2 separate regions of the Mus musculus genome follow, and region 2 is linked to region 1. A link is a loop called in an ENCODE intact Hi-C map of the cell type or tissue named here. Cell type or tissue: gastrocnemius. All regions are shown on one strand. Each heading gives the region's core, and the rest is flanking DNA. Links, peaks and the distances in the headings are about the cores only.

Region 1 (4,400 bases), core at 300-4,299:
GCCTCACACTTGCTGTGTTGCAGAGGTGACTATGAATTTCTGCACCTCCTCCTTCTACTTCTCAAAAGCTGGGATAATGACTTATCCAGGGCTGAGGACCAAAGTCAGGATTCTGTGAATTGTGGGCAAGCATTCTACAAACTTAGCTACATCCCCAACCCCTCAATGGCTGGTCTAGTGTTGAAGTACCAAGAAAGTGTATATATGGAACCACAAAGTACATGTAATCACAAATCACTATCATCTCATTTATTCTTTGGGTTATAGTTGAAGATATTCAGGTAAGCTATATCATCTATAAAATACTTTCCAGAATAACAAAGAGAGTGCTACAAAGTGTCTCCTATAAAACAGAGTTTTAATTTTTCTAACTCTAGCATTTCTTTAACTTTATCACTTGATATGATAGACTTAAGAATTATCAGTGAATGCTAAGAAGTGTGTGAATGTTTGATGACAAACAGAATGTTTTCATAATTTTGAAGTATATTTCCATAAACTGTTTTCTAATTGCAAAGAGAAAAATACTTCATAGTAAAAAACCCAAATCAATGATATTTAGAAAAATATTGTGTTATTTTATACATGCGTGTATATATTGAGAGAGAAAAAATAAAAATGGAATTAAAAATTGAAGCTTGATGTGGTGGCCTAAGTCTAAAATCCCAGCATTTAGAATGAAGAGACAGGAGAATTGTTGTGAATTAAGGGTCAGGTCTACATAGTGAGTTCTAAGCCAACCCAGGGCTGCGATAGCAACACAATGTCTTCAAAGAACAAAAAGAAAAATTGGAGAAACCTGATATTATAACCTGTAAACCATCATCAGTCTATGTTATAAGTCTATGTTATAAGTGCTTTGCAGGTCCACTATATAAATACAACACCTTTATGCTTGATTCCACCTTCCACTCTTCTACTTATTTATAGTTAATAGTGGTCCAAAAACACTAAGTAAAAAGGTTTTAGGAATAGTGAAACCATGGAGTTTTAAATTGCACGTTGTTCTGATGAAATCTCAGCCATCCTTTTCTAACTTGCCTAGGATGTGAATTATCCTCACCTAGCATAACCACACTGCATAAACTATCCAACTTGTTTGTCACTGAGGAGCCATCTTGGCTACCATATCAGATTCTGTAGCATGTACTATGCTTGAAACTGGGTCACCCTTATTATACTTTATATTGCCCCGGAGGAGCAGGAAGAGCAATACTGATAGTTTAGATATGCCCAAGAGAAGCTTTAAGCTATTTCCTCTAAGAATGAACATTTGCTATGGATCCATGTGTATGAAAGAGCTCATAGAGTTTGATATTATTATCTGAGGCTTCAGGCATGTAGAACTTGAGTTTATACCCCCATGATAAAGAGGAAACAGTATTGCTAAGTTCTCATCTCATAGATGTAAACAGACTCAGAAAAACATCTAAAAAGATAAGAACAATGGAAGATGGTGTTATGAAGGAGAAAGAAAGAGAACACAGGCTTGATTTTTTTTTTAAGTACAGGGGACCAAACCTGGGGCCTTTTATTGTTGGTGCTCTATCACCGGGTTGTCTCTAATTCGAAAATCAAGATTGTTTAAGACAAATTACCTCTAGACATTTACTAATAATGAACCTTACTCTTGTTTGCAAATCTTTCCTTTTATAAACCCAGTGAGCAGTCTGAACATCAGATAACCTGATAGAATTTTTATTACAAGTGAACAAAACCAAAACCAAATCTTTCGTCTTAAAACCACTTGAAAGGTAGCTCTGACTCTTCACATTCCTTGATGCGAAGGACTTTACCTAGGTTATATTACTTTACAATTACAAGCTGTAGCATTTTCCCAAGAAGCATCAGAGCATGCTCTGTCCTCACCATCAAAGTCTCTCAGGTACAAAATGTTAAGAATGTGATTAAGTGACCAAAGAAGAGTTTAGAAGACAGGAAGATAGGCAGAATACAGCCAGATCTTTGAAAAAATAATAAAGTAAATAAAAACTGAATCTGAACACATTCTCAAGTAATAGGCATGAACTGGCCACTTCCCTGTCGGTGAACGTGAGACCGCAGTGGACCCAGCGGCTGAGAATGAGTATCCTAAGACTGTGGAGCAAACAGGAAAGGGTTTCTCCTTCACCAGCAGTTGTTATTTTCCTGGCAGACATGTCAGGTGCCAGAAACTTTATCCAGACAGCCAGAGACATGGATTAGAGAGAGGAGCATAACGAGGACAAAGAAGAAAACAGACTTAGAAGAAAGAGTGAAAGATGGAGTCAGAGTGCTTACAACCGGAACCAATTCCAGACAATATATGAGTTTTTAAAGCACCTAAAAAGCTGCCCAGTCTCAGAAATAGAATAAGGCAGAGTGGAGACCCACAGATGGCCCAGAAGCTTTCCCACCAAACACAGAAGAGAGGCCTGACTCAGAGTCATAAAAGCATGCATGGTTGTGTGAGCACGGACCACTAGAGTTTTGCCTCCTTGCTCTTGAACCAAAAAGGCATTTGGAGTTCCCAACAAACCCCAGATCCCCCTTGCCTGCCTGCTTCCCAGGTTCCATGATGCCTGCTTGAGTGACACTTACCTCTCCCTATTTCTCTATATATCCCACGTCTGACACCTGAACAACACACATACTTCCCCTAAGCCCCTTCATTAACCTTTATTTTCTCTTGCAGCTATCATGAAAGCACAAAGTCATCTAGGGTCATCTAGTCAAGGTTGAGAAGCCTGAGCCACCCACCTGTTCCTGCTCATCAAGGTGAAAGCTGCCAAGTGCTGAGTTGATTGAAAATGTCCTGTTAAGTCATTTAAAGACATAGTTCATCTTGTGTCTAGCTAAGCATAATCTTAAGAGAACCTTTCACTGAGTGTTGTTTGCTATAAAGTAAAACAAGCTCGAGTTTGAAAATCTTCTCATCAGAGTTCCTGTCAGTGTTTATTCCCTTTACAAACAGAGCATTCTGCCAAGCAGGCAACCGTGTGAGCCTGCTCATAGTGAAGTCGCTTGAATCAGTCCCTTGAACAGTACTTTGTTCCTTAGGAAGTAGCTGAGATGGACAGAAGAGGCATATTAATAGCCTCTGGCCCAAAAGTTATCACATCAATGATGCATTCTGGTTCTTCCAGCTGAACTGAAGAACTGTCATTATTTTCCTCCTGGGTATTTTCACCCACTTGCCTTAAAAGTCAACATCTCTGATCTAGGGCATAATATATAACTCCCTAACTGAAGCCCATCAAAACTGTAGGGTTTGGATCCAGAATGTGCCCCAGGTGACCTGTTGTGCTAGGGAAAATGTTAGTGATCCCCTAAAACACACACAGGAGCTGATCTGGTACAATTCACATCAGGGTTATTATTCTATTCAAGCTAGCTCTGGGCCTCCCCCAACACACCACCCATGAAGGACAGGTTTTTTTTTTTTTTTTTGGAGGGGGGGTGTGGCGCATCCCAGAATGTCTATCAGGGCAAGGCTTTATAGTAAGCAGCAAGCAGGGAATACCTGTGCAAGCATCAAATTGGAAAGCTGCTGTGGCCTTTAACATAATTGGTTGGTGCTGGGAGTCATATCATAAACTTAACTTCTGCTCCCGTCTGCATTGGTGGTCATTGGACAGGGGGTGGGCTTGTAACCTGTGGGGATACAGGTTTGTTGGGGGAATAATCTGGAGACACTGGTCTTGTTGAGGGTGTAACCTGGAAACACTGATCTTGTTGGGGATTAGCCTAGAGACTGGAGCTAGACTCAGATTTTGTTGGGGGGAGGGGGAGCAACTTGGAAACTAATGCTAAGTACCAGCCTGTTAGTTTACCTGCGTTCAAACTTGGGTCAGGTTCTCTAAAATGGAATCTGAATTCAAAAGCTTTGGCATCTCAGTCCTATGTTATAAAGGCCTAGTGAGAAAGCTTAAGAAGCAGGTCCCAGTTAGAGGTCTAACAGCCATGGTGGCATGCCTCTGAAGGGGACAGTGGAAGCCTAAATCCTTCTTTTCAATTAATTTCACATTCCAGCTATAGGAGCTAGTAATGGAGTTTTGTGTTTATCCTGGATTTGATCTTCAGTGTTATGAAATAAAGGAAAAGTATAAAAACACATCCTGCTGCAGGATATATGATCATACTGTGAACTCTGAGATTGTGTTGTTCACTGGAAAACCAGTTTCTAGTTGTGTAGTGGTTCAGTCTTAGCACACACCTTTAATCCCTCTGGCTAGAATGCAGACACACCCTCAGTACAAACCTTTAATGGAAAACAACGAAGGTGAAGTTAGTTTGTTGAAGGAAGCATCCATATTTGAGAGTGATGCCTAATTGAGTGGCAGACAAAATGACAAATCAGAAAAAGGTTTGACAGAATAGGATATGCCCAACTCTCAGGAAAATAGAGAAAAAAAGAGAAG
Region 2 (4,400 bases), core at 155-4,154, 170 kb before region 1:
CTGTTGATGCATCTCACATGAGAGGCTTAGGAGTGTTCAGCAATGCTGAAGACTTCTCAGACTGAGTGCACCTACTCATTAATGCCTGTTGCACAAACTGAACAATAAAATGATATAGCCAAGGTAAATGATGAAAGATCTCGGTAAAGCTCTGCCTACTGGTGAGGCTTGATTATGGGAATGAGCTGGTGCATGGGGCCTCAGCATTACCATTGATATTCAGCAAATATTAACAAGCCTAGTTTTTAGACATAATTGTTGTGAACACAGGCAAATGGTGGTGGCTTTAAATAAAAATTAGAATCTATTTAATCAGAAATAGCATAGACAAAAGATGATGTTAGATCATCTAATGATGTGGAGCATAGCAACCATTCATTTATAACCTCTACCATCAAGAAAATGGTTAAAAGCCATATATACTACTGCTCAGTGTAGAGTATCAGAGAGGTTATCTTCAGCCCAGTGTTAGCCACACTCCTGGGCTTGTCTTTGCGAACTAACAGGAAACAAATTCTGCTTTGAACTTGTTTCATTATTTTAAAGAAACCAGCAGAAGAAAAATCTACTGAAACTTTAAATAACTTTTATATCATTAAAACACCGACAGTTTTTTTTCTTCCACCATATTACATTGAATACAAGTGTGAAAACACACTCTCAAGTGATTTTCAAACTTTAATAATGCTTGGAGGTAGAAATACTTCCTTGCATACTTTTCTGGCATAGTTTCTAAAGAGCAAGTCCAAGAACTTTAATATTTTTCCTCTTGTTTTTGTTTTATTTTGTTTGATACTAGAGATTGAACCCAGGATCTAACACATGCTTGGCAAGTGTGCTACTGTGAGCTGTCTTGCAGCCCTCTATTTTGAGACAGACATCAATATATAGCTCACCTGGCCCTGAACTTGTCCTATAGTCAGGGCAGGCTTGAATGTGTGATCCTCCTACCTCAACCTTCAGAGTGCCTGCCATTAGCCAACTGCAAACCCTGGCTTAGAATTTCTCATTTCTAACAGTCCCCTCGGAGATGTGGATGCACAGTGGTCCTCAACCTTCCCTATGCTGTGACCTTTTAATGCAGTTCCTTATGTTGTGGTGACCTCCCAACCAAAAAAAGTATTTCTGGTGCTGCTTCATAACTGTAGTTTTGATAGTGTTATGGATGTTAATGTAAATATTTTTAGAGATGGAGGTTTGATAAAGGTGCCACAACCCAAAGGGGTGCACAAGTATAGCTGCATGAATGATACAATAAGAGAAAAGACTAAAAAGCAGACATATATAGCAACATAGTGTTAAATGCTTACAGTAACTTAATGAGCTAATAATTTTCTCCTGCTTCCATAAAAGAACACCACGGCTCAGAAGATAGACAGGACTGCTTTAGAATACACAGCTGCCAAGTTGCAAACCCAAGACTCACAGCAACGTACCCAAGTTTCACATCCTGGATGCACTCTATTCTCTGTTTCAGGCAGCTTGAATTCTGTTCTCTGGCCACTAAGTGGTTAAAATACCAGGCATAGCTAGAGCCCCCTTTGACTGCCAGGCTAATCAGGGAGGTTGAGTCTTTGGTGTTGATGAAACATGATATTAATATCTGAGGTGGACAGTGATGCATATTCCATTGGTACATGAATAAGTCGTTCTCAAACACATATAGTAGTTTTCTATGGACATTTCTGTCAAACCAGATAAGATGTTGTACCTCATCCTTCTAAGATCTGTACACTCAGATCTGTTGCTTTTACCAGAGAGTTCTCACATTCCTTAGCCTACACACAACTCCCTCTATCCATCTGTATAGATTTTCTCCCTTGCTTTTGACTGCTTTTTAAGGGAAACAAAACATCATTCATGACAACTATGGGGTTTGCATGTACAAATTCCATCACATCCTCCTGACCTCCCCCAGTGACCACTGGCCTAGAAAAGGAAGCCCCACGGCCAGGCAGACACCGACAGGAAGCAAGTCTGCGTTTGAGAAAACATCCTGCACCTTATTTTTTCCCAAAGATGTGTGTAGGACTTGAGAAGACAGTTTTTCACGGAGCAAAGACAGGCTGCATCAGAGTCTTTTCTTTCGGGCCTGAGTTTTTCCACAGTTTGTTGTATGGGCCATGTGCAGAAAAGAATGGGGTAAATAAACATGAAAAGATACTCATTCTGAGTAGTGACTACAGAAATTCACATGATATTATTAAAATCTAGTGCACGCCATATTGATTATATCCTTAGCGGAAAAAGAAAAGGCTCTGAAGAGGGCTAGACTTGGAACTCACATCTCTACTAAACCGTGCCAGGCAGCTTTCCTTATCATAGTTCTCCACTGCTGTAGAGAATCCCTTCCTCAGAGAACCCTGTACCCTGTTGGTCCTCAACTCTGTTTAGAAATTGTCTGGTTTTCTATCTCTACCCAAAACTGCATTTCTAAGAGAAACAGGCAGAGACTTTATATCTTATGCCCTATTGTCTGAGACAATGCCACACATATATAGCATTAACTAGCTGATTAATGCATAAAACAATTCTGCCCTTGGATCCTCAAGCTCCTGCAAAGTAGCAATTTTTCCATAACATACTTTGAGGATCCTACTGTCTAGTTCTGGTTTTCATTGTCAGTGCCTCTATGCTACATGGAGAAAGGGTGTTGACTTATGGGAGAGAAAGATATCTTGAGATTTACAAAAGAACTGTTGAGATGCCATTTGCTCCCACTTCTCAAAGTTGTGGCTGAGTAATTTTGTGCAATTGGTTTGGTAAGCAACTTGTTCCTATATCTAATAAGGCCAGCAGACCATCCACCATGGCTGCACCAATGGTTTCTCAGCACTCTGATAAGACATTACACTTAAGCTGGTTAGACAGCATAATGAATACTAGAAGTTTATTTCAGAGGTAACAGATCCTGGTTCCTTATTTATTTCGCACTGGCAACTATGGGGTGAAGAGAAATGGGCCGACTAAAGTGGAGGGAATTCAATCATTGTGTTGAGTGATCTGGTGTGGAGAGTAAGGAAAAGAAAGATTCACAAGAACGGCATCCCTGGCCTGAGCAGCTGGACTTTCTGGTGCCCTTAACTACAAGAGAAGGAGGGGACGAGCAAGTGACCTCCAGTGAACCGAAGACACTGAAGTCAGCTTTAGACATGGATCTGAACTGGCTGTGAGACATGCCAACTAGATGGAATGTCATTGGATATACAAGAACACTGTGCACAGGATCCTGACGTGTAGTGAATCTAGCATGGGAACATGTATTTTTTAAGTGCTTTATTTGTTCTGCTTGTTACAAAGCAGTCTTCCTGTTCCTGTAAGCAAGTCTCTTGGTATTTTCATGTTGTTCCTAGCTGTCACCACCGTCTGTCTCCAGTGTCTCCACTGTAGTTTTTGAGATTATTTTCATTGTGTTTCCTTCTGTATTTTGTTTTGTTGGTTGTTAGTTTATTTGTTTAAGGCAGGGTCTTACTTTGTAGTCCTGGCTGTCCTAGAACTCACTGTGTAGACCAAGCTGCACTCAAACACACAGAGGTCTGCATTGACTCCTCTGTATCTGAAGTGCAGTGATTAAAAGCATACGCCACCATATCCAGACTTTCTGCTTTTCTTTTTTTTTAAGATTTATTTATTGATTATGTGTAAGTACACTGTAGCTGTCTTCAGACACACCAGAAGAGGGAGTCAGATCTTGTTATGGATGGTTGTGAGCCACCATGTGGTTGCTGGGATTTGAACTCAGGACCTTTGGAAGAGCAGTCGGGTGCTCTTACCTGCTGAGCCATCTCACCAGCCCATTTCTGCTTTTCTTAAGGAAAGAAAAATCTATATACTATAGATATATTTGCAATTATTATAATAACCTATTTTTAAATCCCTGAAGCTGACATCACAAATCACAAACGCATGATTTTTTAAATTCATTTTATAACAAGAAATTTGGAAATCAAACTTCTATGGATAGCTATTGCTGTTTAACTTCTACTGAATTGTAAAGGTTCTAGAAAATTTTTCTTAATAAGGAGGAGCATGGACATCAAAGAACCATCTGCTAATCTCCATGAACATGCCCCTTCCTGCTCCAGGTGGACTGGGTGATGGTCTCCTTCCTGGACTCTTAGCTTCCCTTGCATTTGAGCTTCCTGCTAAAGGTACCAACACCAGTATTTTTCAATTGTCATCTACTTGGAGAAATTTCCTAACTTACCTAATGATAGAGGAAGAAGTTGAAAAAAGGAGAATCAGAGCTCCTTCAGGCCATGGGAAACCAAAAGTGTCTTAATTTCCTCTTCCTTAATGACCTTTCAGTTCTTTTCCCCTAGAAAATAGCCACTCTCTTCGTGTTTTTGAAGTCCACTGATCTACAGAGGCTACCACTGGAAGGTTGATAGAATTTCAAT

The links. A loop is a pair of places that touch in the nucleus more often than their neighbours do. Peaks named below come from ENCODE experiments on the same cell type or tissue, not always from the same donor. Only the 100,000 strongest peaks of a DNase experiment are listed, where the experiment ranks them.
Region 2: a loop joins it to region 1, with 4 times the contacts of the local background. A loop is called at or near these places in 2 of 42 quality-filtered maps.

Annotation. Positions count from the first base shown.
Region 1 is chr1:16,819,735-16,824,134 of GRCm38, reverse strand. No RefSeq gene overlaps it. Among named protein-coding and RNA genes, the nearest start is that of Ly96, 130 kb to the right of the region's middle. In gastrocnemius, for the core only: a CTCF peak has its summit at 2,073; no DNase peak of the experiment used is centred there; H3K4me3 peaks cover 1,349 bases; H3K27ac peaks cover 3,325 bases.
Region 2 is chr1:16,985,171-16,989,570 of GRCm38, reverse strand. It overlaps a transcript of Jph1 not described here. Among named protein-coding and RNA genes, the nearest start is that of Gm46085, 110 kb to the left of the region's middle. In gastrocnemius, for the core only: no CTCF peak of the experiment used is centred there; no DNase peak of the experiment used is centred there; H3K27ac peaks cover 2,833 bases.